2 separate regions of the Homo sapiens genome follow, and region 1 is linked to region 2. Evidence: read pairs that join two places in POLR2A ChIA-PET (ENCODE). Cell type or tissue: PC-9. All regions are shown on one strand. Links, peaks and the distances in the headings refer to the core of each region. The heading gives the core; the rest is flanking DNA. Region 1 overlaps TACR1 (tachykinin receptor 1). Region 2 overlaps HK2 (hexokinase 2).

Region 1 (5,379 bases), core at 126-5,125, 180 kb before region 2:
AGTCTAGCAGCACGCCTTTAAGTAAAGGTTAATTCTTCCTATTTAACAACCAGAGAAACTGAGGCACACTGAAGAAACATGATTGGCAGAGAGTCCTCCTTCAGTTAACAGGCTACTCGAGGGGAAGGACTGAATCTTGATATGTGTTTTTACCACCCAGTAACTAGCACAGTGCTGTGCACATAGTAAACACTTGGTGAATGCGTTTTGTTGAGGTAGAATTGACTCAAAGTCTGCTGACCCCATGTGAGGGGAGACAGCATAGTTCAGGGCCACCCCCAGTAAAGACGTATTTCACATAAAGATTGTTCCAGTGTTGGATTTTTTTTTTCTAGTCTTGGATTTGACCTTGTTGACTGACCCTTAAGCCTTTTTGGCCTCAGCATCTCCAGCTGTCATTGAATTTTAAAAACAATAACAGAATCACGCTTGGGTATGTCCATGTGTTAACAAGCTGATGCAGTGGTGGGCAGCCCTCTGAGCAGGCCGTCCCAAAGGGTCACCTCTTCATCTGCTCGCTCTCCAGGTTCCGTCTGGGCTTCAAGCATGCCTTCCGGTGCTGCCCCTTCATCAGCGCCGGCGACTATGAGGGGCTGGAAATGAAATCCACCCGGTATCTCCAGACCCAGGGCAGTGTGTACAAAGTCAGCCGCCTGGAGACCACCATCTCCACAGTGGTGGGGGCCCACGAGGAGGAGCCAGAGGACGGCCCCAAGGCCACACCCTCGTCCCTGGACCTGACCTCCAACTGCTCTTCACGAAGTGACTCCAAGACCATGACAGAGAGCTTCAGCTTCTCCTCCAATGTGCTCTCCTAGGCCACAGGGCCTTTGGCAGGTGCAGCCCCCACTGCCTTTGACCTGCCTCCCTTCATGCATGGAAATTCCCTTCATCTGGAACCATCAGAAACACCCTCACACTGGGACTTGCAAAAAGGGTCAGTATGGGTTAGGGAAAACATTCCATCCTTGAGTCAAAAAATCTCAATTCTTCCCTATCTTTGCCACCCTCATGCTGTGTGACTCAAACCAAATCACTGAACTTTGCTGAGCCTGTAAAATAAAAGGTCGGACCAGCTTTTCCCAAAAGCCCATTCATTCCATTCTGGAAGTGACTTTGGCTGCATGCGAGTGCTCATTTCAGGATGAATTCTGCAGCACAGCTGCGGACCCGGAAGACTCATTTTCCTGGAGCCCCGTGTTACTTCAATAAAGTTATCTCAGATTAGCCTCCTGCAGCTGGAGGCTCCTATCACCCCAGCCTACGCTTGACAGGGTGAACAAAAGAAGGCACCACATAACATCTAAATGAAAAATTTAGCCCTGTCTTCTAAGCATCTGTGAAAAGAAACATATGTATTCCCCTTTTTGGCATCTCAGTATTTCAGTACATTTATACATCATGAGATTGAGAACCTCGGGCTTCCACATTATGTCCCCGGTGACTGTCCTGAGCAGCCGACGCAAGCAGAATATGTCCACTGATACCTGCTAGTTCTCTTACAGACCAGGAATTGGGAGACTTGCACTACATTTAATGTGTAGTTGACCCTCTTTTCCTACTTGTAAACAAGGGGACTGAACTAGATAATCTAAGTGTTCCTTCGAATCTTAACATCCCGTGGTTCAAGGATTGTATGAGTTTTTTGTTTGTTTTACAAAAAAAAACAAAACGAAGAATAAAAGAATAGAAAAGAATAGGAGCAGTGAGTCTTGTAACTAATACCCAGTTCCTGGAGATGTAGCAACTGCTAAGGCCATCTGTAACTATCCATCTCAGACATTCTCCGATTTATCTTAAAATCCTGAGTACATTCCTTCTCATGGAAGGTTTTGGCTTTTGACAGAGCAGAGGACTTCATGCCAAGGCCTGCATCCATCCAGCTTTAGCAGGCAGAATTTCATAGCTGCAGAACACTGTCAGAGAAGACAAATGTGGGCTCCCTGCTTTAACCTTTTGGGTATTTTAGGGTGGGGGCCCTAACCTTCATTCTTAGTTTTACACTAGCATCGTGCTCATATGTGCGACAAGCAAGAAGGCTGCACTTTGCAGCTGCACTTCTGGGAAGAGGGCATCTTGCATCTTCCCTTCAGACTCTCTGAATGTCTCCTCCCTGCTCCATGGCTTTGCCAGCTTCCTGTCTCTAAGGGGTAGAATGACTCATCAACCCTAAAGGACAGTCAGTCTTCCAAGAGCCATGAACTGAATGCTTTATATCCTAATTTAGATTTAGAGTTTCCAGAAGGTGAGCATGCAGTTTTGTTTTGTTTTTTTTTCTGTCTCCCAAATCTGTGTTTTTTCCAGATATGGCTGGAAGCAGAAGCTTCATGTAACATCCATGAATGTCCTCCTGGTAGTTTGCATAATGGATGCACATGTGCCGCATCCATAACATTAAGGGGAGAATAATGCATGGTTTACAGCCTTTGCCAGCCCTGCTGGCTCTAATTCTACCAGGGCATCCACAGGCCTGGGGGAAGAAGAAACAGTATAAGCCAGAAAACCTCAAGAACTACATTCTCTAAAGCAGCATGGAAAGTTTTAAATAAACTAAGTGAAGCCAGATCATTGCAGATATATAAATGGAAGACAAAATTTAGAAGCAACAAAAGTTAGTGCCCTAAGCATTAGTCATACTTCCAATAGAGAATCTTGCTGTGTATGGATTACTCACTTTGGAAGAATGTAAAGAGCTAACATGATTATGAGAAGTACCTGAGAAGATGGTGTCAAGAAGTTGGGGACACCCCATCTATGGAAGAGAAGGTTAGAGTTGAGCTCAACGAGGATTAACTGAGTGCCTCCTCTGGACTTTGCCCTGAACTGGGAACACACAGCCCCTGCAGCTCTTGAAGAGCCTACCTTATTGGCCATCACTAACTAACTCACCAGTCCTAGTGAGTCTAAGCTGCCCAGCAGTCTTGGAGGCATCTGAGAGGACAGATTCTCCACAGAATTCTAAAAACCCACACTCAACATGGGCAGTCAAGCCAAAGACTGGGACCTTTGGAGAGCCTCTGGAATGAGAGTTCTCTGGGGTACTTCCAAAGGGAGCTGGCAGTCAGTCCAGGGGACCTAAAGGAATTTGGTTGAACAGTATCATCTCTGTGCATAGTAAGAGGGAATGTTGGGTGGTCCGGGCAGTTTCCAATATGGCAAAGCATCTGCTTGGACAGTGCCAGCAAGCCTTCCTCTGACCCAGTCTCCAATGTCCACTAACTTATAAAAATGTCATCAACTCCCACATGTAAGAAACACCATGATTTGTACTGTGCATGGGTCACATTCTTATTCTAGAAATGCATCACCCTGTGTTTATCCAAGTGTGTTTACTTGGTGTAATGTCCAGTAGTAATAGAATATGAAATATCAAGGAACCATCTTTGTTACGTGACTTCCAAAATGTGAGATCTCATTGCTGTCACTGTGATATTTGTATTGTGTGAATCTCTTCCTCCTCTTCCTCCTCATGCTTTCTCAGGGAGGAGCCCTGATGTATATCATGAACTCACAGTTCCTAGACCACAGTAATTGAGGGGCGGTGGGGGGGCCTTTATCGGAGAAGCTAGAGAACAAGAGTCCTTCTCCTCCTTATCCCCCAACAGGACACTAAGAGACAAGGACTGAGTGGAATCCTGGAGAAAGGGGACTCAGGAACTGACCTCATTGGCCTGATTTGTGAGGAGAGGAGTATAAGTGGAGAGGGGCCATTCCTGAGGTTTCCGTGTTTTCCAGCCTGGTCTCCTGGAAAGAATCTTTATACAGAAATAAAGTATGTGTTTCACTCTCTCGTGCCTCTGTCTCTTCTCTAGGGGTCCTAAACATCCTATAGGATGCTAAATGGGATGGTACTAGAAACCCTAATAACTTGCATAGCTAGAAGGATGGAATCAATGTTCAGTAAACTCTTAACTCTGTGATGAAATGGGTTGGGAAGATGTGGGAACAGTTCCCAGGTTGAGATCTGGGAAGGGAGGTGGGATTATGCGAAATGACAGTGATGTTGCCTATGAATAAAGCTGTGTCAGGATGCAGACACAACAGAGTTATAAGCACAAGAGTTTTCGTAGGACAGGAGGTTGGGGGGAATAACATCTGAGAAAGACAAAGGGGAAAGAAAGCAGAAGTACTCAGGGACAGCCTTCAAACCACCATGCCAATCTGACACCTGGGAAAAAAGGGGTGGTTAGGAAGAGCCTCAGACTGTGGTGCAGCTCCCAGCCCAACACGTGCAAAGATTGCCCAGAGAGACATTGCACGTTAACAGAATGGCCAGGCCTGATGCCCTGCCGTGCTCAGCCGCTGGCTGGGGCTCTCTAGGGAAAGTGTTCTGTGTTTGAACACCATGGTGGATGCTGAAGCCCTGCAGCTGGAGGCTGTCAGCCAAGTGCCCTGCCATTCTTCCTCAAAGAGGGATCTGAGCCATGTACCTCCACAACTACCACCCAAGCTTTGATCCAGCCCCCTGTGTTTGAAAACACAAGACAGGAAACCTGTGGCAGGCTTTGAAACATCAGTGATAATCCCTGTGAGCCCTGGCAGTCTGCCTCCTACACCTTGGGTTGCCTATCCTCTGTGCCACCTCACCCCTAGCAGCTCCATCAAAAGAACAATAAGCAGCTGGTAACAGAATTGTAGTGGCAACAACTGCAAAGGCACTGAAAGAGGGAATTTTGAGAAGATAGACTATCCAACACAGTTAGTATCAGAAACAAGTAATAAAGATGTTTTATTTAAATTGAGGCATCTTCAATAGGGGTATGTGGATAAGCTTTAAGGAATCCACAAGTCCCCTCCAAGATCCCCACAAATCATATGTCAAACATTGTGTGTGTTTAATAAGAGGTGCAATTAAAGCTGAATCTTCTCAAAAGAAATCATTCACCCTCTGCTCCCCAGGAGGAGGAGACAATTTAAATTGTTTATAAAAGAGTGGCAAGGAACTGGAGACTTTCAGAGCGGTGAGAGGCAGATGAGCCCCGAGAGAACCAGAATGGTTGCTGGGAAGCTAGAAACAGCTTTGGAATAAAATCATAGCTCACCTCAGATACTCAGATGAGTTAAAGCTGTAGAATGTCATTTAAAATATTTGTGGCAGTAAAAACGCCAAATTCATGATGAAGGGGTATGCTCACTCTTCACTTGTTAGCTGAGGGAAGACTACGAATTGAAGAAATTATAAATCAAGAAATAACACAGGATGCGGAGTGCAGACATTCCCGTGCAGAGGCAAAGTCGTTTTCACTTATTCCTAGGCATGTGTGGCCTGCCTGCACAATGAAAGTGCTCAGCGCTGGGCACCACAACTGGCTTTAGTAATACTCTCTAATGGAGCTCCTGAGCTCAGAATCCAAGAGCAGTATTTCAGTCATGGCTCCC
Region 2 (5,379 bases), core at 309-5,308:
TCAGGATACAAGCAACAGGGAGGGTGTTGTTCTTGTAAAACTTAAAAATCCACCTAACAAGTCACCATCACGTTACAAGTCTTTTACATAATCACAGCCAAACTTTAGATGTTATTTTGTTTGTTTTGTTTTGTCTTATCTAGTTTACTTGGTTCTTAAACATTTATCATCTGGGGGATGTGGCCCAAGGCAGGAGATCGAGGCAACGGGAAGAAAAGGCAACCACATCCCCCACAACAGGGAACAATGCAATTACTAGCCACAGAAAGTGACAGCACAAGAAGCAATTAGATAAACAGACAAAAACCCCTGTGAAAAAAACACGAAGAGTACTAGATTATGCACCAGCACTATGCCAAATACTTAACAGGTATCATCTCCTCTAATCTACACCACAATCCGTACACTATCATCCCTTTTTACAGATGAATAAACTGAGGTCTATCACTTGCCCAGAATCACACAGCTAGAGTGCCTGAATACAGGACCCAATCTCTTTAATACCTCAGCTTGGTGCAGGCATAGGAGTGGCAGTGGAAGGGCCGCTACCCTCTGTGTCCCTCCTGACGTTATACTGGAGCCACGTGACAACTTCGGTAAAGCTCAAATGCCCACAGCCCTAGGGATGCAGCCTCCCTTCTCCAACCCCAGCATGATAACAAGGAAAGCAGGTTTACCTCAAGGCCACCCCAAAGACAAATAATGAGTCTAAAAATATCTCCCCAGCGTGTTCTACTCATGGTCAGAAATTCCTTTCCCAGGAGGGAGCCTTGTGTGGGAGAGGGAACAGCCGACCACGAATCAGAGGGCTTGACCTCTTCCAAGCCCTGAGGCCCGAGATGTGACAACACTGAACAGCGTCTTACTTGGATTTCATGCTTCTTCTCTAGTCACTCCTTTTAATACTGAGTACATGTTGGGTATAAAATACAACCAGAACAGCCTGAGCTCCGGCTGAGAGGGAGCCCTTACAGCTGTGCTGGCATCCATGAGTGTCTTGGGTGACTGCCTATCCACACGCTGGGAGCGGCTGGAGAAAGTACAGAAAGAACATGCCAAGGAAGTTTTTTGTCACCAGGGGCTGCCCTGAGAGAAGGGTCATACCTGGGTGCCACTGCCTCGCATGATGTCCTCAGGGATGGCATAGATCTGATTCTCCATCTCCACCTTCTGGAGCCCATTGTCCGTTACTTTCACCCAAAGCACACGGAAGTTGGTCCCTCCAAGATCCAGAGCCAGGAACTCTCCGTGTTCTGCAGAGAAAGGAAGGGCCACTATTAATTTTGGGCAAAATTCTTCCAGGAACCAACCGAGACTTAAAACTCCAAGTCCCTCCAGGAATATCTGTGGGTAAGGGGCGGCCAGTGGGATTCACTCCTCTACAGACATTACATATAGTCTAATTTCATGCTATACACCTTTACATTATTATTTTTTTAATTCTCAGAGCTTTATTAAAACTGGAAACTCACAGGGCTGTTTTTTTTTTAATCCCTCACTCCCTTCCCATCCTTTCCTCTGAGTCTCCAAAGTCAATTGTATTATTCTTATGCTTTTGCATCCTCATAGCTTAGTTCCCAATTATGAGTGAGAACATATGATGTTTGGTTTTCCATTCCAGAGTTACTTCACTTAGAATAATGGTCTCCAATCCCATCCAGGTTGCTACGAATGCCATTAATTTGTTCCTTTTTATGGCTAAGTAGTATTCTGTCGCATATACATTACTTTTATAATTCAATCAACAATATAAGACAGTTTCGCATCCAACGATGTGCTCACCCCCTCCTGAGAGCCGACTACCTCCTCAGTGCTTTCAGCAAGCCCCATGCCAGGGGTGCATGCCTCCATCCTGTTCCTCATACCCCCAGAACACCAAATTGCAAGCACGGTATTAAATTTACTTTCTAATGTTTGCATATTATGTTTGCATATTGCAATTGCAGTACTAAATTTACTTTCTAATGTTTGCATATTATGAGGGCCATGTCCTGCAGCAAGACCAGAGGGGTCATGTGATGGAGTGGAATGAGGACCAACACATTGAGGCCTGGTGAATAAGGCAAGCAGGTGCCCCCTCAAAGGATCTCAGGCTTATCAGAATGCAAGAGAATGCTGACCCCAGAGCATGTATGTACGACAAGAGTCAGGCCACTGAAGCAACAGAAAAGCTGTGGGGGAGCAGGAAAGAGGATGAGTGAGACTCCAGAAAGGAGCCACAGACACAGATGGGTGAAGACTGTCATGTGTCACTGGGAAGGTGCAGTTCCTACCCTCCAGGAAACAGCAGTGTAGACAGGAAACATCCAGATCCTGGGTGATAATACCACCGACTATGGGGAAGGGCCCCATTGTGTGGCACAGAATGAAAGTGCTGAAGAGGCGCGGAACCTGCAGCAGGGCAGGGGCTGGCGGAGCAGGCAAGGCGCATCCGCAGGTGACTGCCCCAACTGCGAGCAGCACCGCCAGTCTTCTGCTGCCCTGCCACAACCTTCTCAAAGGATACAAGGATACAAGGCAATTTCCTGGGGGGTTCACTTATTGGCATGTTTGTCAACACTCAACCCCTTTCCTGGTGGGAGAACAGCACTGAAGTGAAGCGGAATGGGTCAGAGGTCAGGGAGATGCTCTGACTCAATAACCCAAGAATGTTTGTTTTACACCCAGGTGCACTCAGCACCTCCAGCACTTAGGCCCTGAGAAAAGTCACATCTGACCAGCTCCCTGAGAACACCACCCACAGTCCCTAGGGTCCCAAGAGGGAAAACGGTAGACATCATCCACCAGAGACCACACAACCAGAAGTGTGTCAGGCGATGTGACACACGGAGACTGGCTCTGGAGCCCACATCACCTGCTCCAGAACCCCGGCCACTATTTAGCAGAGGCAAGTTCCTGAGCCTCTGAGCCTCAGCTGCTTCATCTCTAAAATGGGAACATTGCATCTCATTGGGTTGCTGTGAGGGGAAAAATTAGACACACAAGTGTGGTGCAGGACCAAGAACTCAGGACACACTCAGTAAGTACTAGGTACTCTCTCTCCGGGCTCTAGGCAGACCCTGTCCCACAGCCTCACTTGACTCTTCCAGGCCAACGAAAGCAGAAGGGATTGCAGAAACCTGTCCAAGAAAAGTCACTGGAATTGGCTCCAGTGACGGCAGCATTCCTCCTTAGGGGCACTAATTTTCCATTTCCTGCCCAGTGACTAGAGGTGGCCCCACCACTAGCTACAGCTGCGGGCTAGCTACAGCAACATCGCCCTCATCTGGGGTTAGCCTGCCTGCCTCATGGCCATGGGTGGCTTTTCCAGACACTCCAGCTCTGAGCCTTCCCTGGTAGTGGGAACTCAGCCAAATTCTAGGAAACACAACGTGGTGGCTGTCATGAGGGATGAAAGGGATATCAAAGATGAAATGCCTCATCAGCACTCTCAAGTCCAGGATACACGCGATCCGCTGAATCAGTGACCACAGGGGACCGAGGTGGCGAGGCTGCCCCTGGTGGGTCATCATCCGAGGCCAGCCCAGCTGGACTCAGAGGCCACAGCTCCACCAAGAACGGGTGGTGTGCAGGATTTTCTGATGGACTGAAGGGAAAACACAAATAATAAAGTATTGCTGATGAACCTGTTCCCAGGAAGGAGGTCCTCTCTTGCTTTGCTTACAGGACTCCTCTGGAACACACATTCCCTGACACCCCTCCTCCCTGCAGCCCTCCTCCACACACATAGGAAGCCACAACCACCATAGCCAATGACTGCATTCCTTCCAAGTCCGGAATCTGAGGCAGGCCTAGCACTGTGACTCGGCAATCCTGAGACGGGCCCTCTCGTAACGCCCACGCATGGTTACGTGCCCATGCCAGAGCAGTGGTTAGGCACTGGACCTTAGACAGGTAGGCAGGCCTCATTTTGAATTCCAGCTCAGCAGCTTCACTACCTGTGTGGTGTGGGCACATCACAGGGCTCTCTGAGCATGTCACCTCACCTGTAGAACAGGATTCATAATGCTGACATCTCCCAGCGGTTGTGATGCTTACGTGAAACATGGACTATGTTGTATGTGAACATATAGAAACACACAGGCTGGGTGTGGTGGCTCATGCTTGTATTCCCAGCACTTTGGGAGGCCAAGGCGGGCAGATTACTTGAGGTCTGGAGTTTGAGACCAGCCTGGTCAACATGGTGAAACCCTGTCTCTACTAATAATACAAAAATTTGCCGGGCATGGTGGCGTAGCCCTGTAATCCCAGTTACTTGGGAGGCTGAGGCAAGAGAATCACTAGAACCCAGGAAGTGGAGGTTGCAGTGAACTGAGATCTCGCCACTGTACCCCAGCCTGGGCAATAGAGCCAGACTCTGTCTCAAAAAAAAAACAAACAAATGACAACAACAACAAAGAAGAAACACAGTAAATTATTCCTCCGTTAATAGATCCTATCAAGGTACTTGTTCCCTTTCTCCCTGTCAAGGCCATGGAGGTTTGTGGCATGCTCTGGTGTCCAGTAAGGCAGGACAGAGGTTTGGTATAACTATAAGTTGGCATTAATTTGTGGGTGCCAAAAAATGGCATGTCCAGAGTAGCTACAACATAGGGCTCACGTGACATGGCTATAAACGCACAGCAAATACCATTGCCAAGGACTTTCTTTCGTTCTTAAGAAGGTCAGATCTGTTTCCAAAAGGGCTCTAGTGGCTCTAGTGGCACTGTGGAGGGCTGGGATAGCACAAGGAAGCAGCTCAAGGGCTGCTGCCACAGTTGAGCTGAGCAGCAGTGAGGGCATGAGCTCCAGGGCCATGTAGGGTGGCCAACCATCCCAGTTTGCCCAGGATGGAGGGGTTTCCTATGACATGGGACTTTCAATGCCAAAACTGGGAGAGGCTCAGGCAAATCAGAACACTGGACTGTATTTGATCCAACCTTAGAGCCTCTGGCTCTTCCTTGTCACTCAATGCCTGAGGCATGCAGCCGTAAACTTGGAGGTGGGTCAAAGTCACAAACGCATACTTTCACATTCAGTTCCTGAACCAGCCCTATATTTATAACTTAATGCCCCTAAAGGGACCTGCCCTTTCTGCCCTACAATATCATTTCCAGTGGCCCCAGGTAACTGCACTGAACATTCCAATCATCCTCTATGGGGTGACTCTGGGTTGAGGGGATCTTGTTTTTTTCCTTTAGTTTTCAAGCACCTGCTAGCACACAACAGTGGACTGCTCTGAGAATGTATGGCATATACTCCAAATGAAACGAGGACCGAAAAGATACATCTCCAAGTCCTAAGCAGGTAATGTAGCAAGACACAGGTCTCAAGGCACGTATTTTCCATGTACCCGGAATCGCCATGATCACTACCACACCTGGCAGCCTCTTTTTAAAC

The links. Peaks named below come from ENCODE experiments on the same cell type or tissue, not always from the same donor. Only the 100,000 strongest peaks of a DNase experiment are listed, where the experiment ranks them.
Region 1: POLR2A ChIA-PET joins it to region 2 with 7 read pairs; 1 of 35 experiments calls an interaction of 5 or more read pairs at or near these places.

The regions. Positions count from the first base shown.
Region 1 is chr2:75,044,871-75,050,249 of GRCh38, reverse strand. TACR1 (tachykinin receptor 1) reads left to right here. Exons shown (of 5, transcript NM_001058.4): 5 at 527-3,787. The coding sequence ends at 818. Among named protein-coding and RNA genes, the nearest start is that of MIR5000, 43 kb to the left of the region's middle. In PC-9, for the core only: no CTCF peak of the experiment used is centred there; DNase peaks (open chromatin) are centred at 2,129 and 2,649.
Region 2 is chr2:74,863,510-74,868,888 of GRCh38, reverse strand. It overlaps HK2 (hexokinase 2), which reads right to left. Exons shown (of 18, transcript NM_000189.5): 3 at 1,105-1,253. Among named protein-coding and RNA genes, the nearest start is that of HK2, 32 kb to the right of the region's middle. In PC-9, for the core only: no CTCF peak of the experiment used is centred there; DNase peaks (open chromatin) are centred at 738, 2,618, 3,808, 4,908 and 1 weaker place; H3K4me3 peaks cover 1,019 bases; H3K27ac peaks cover 5,000 bases.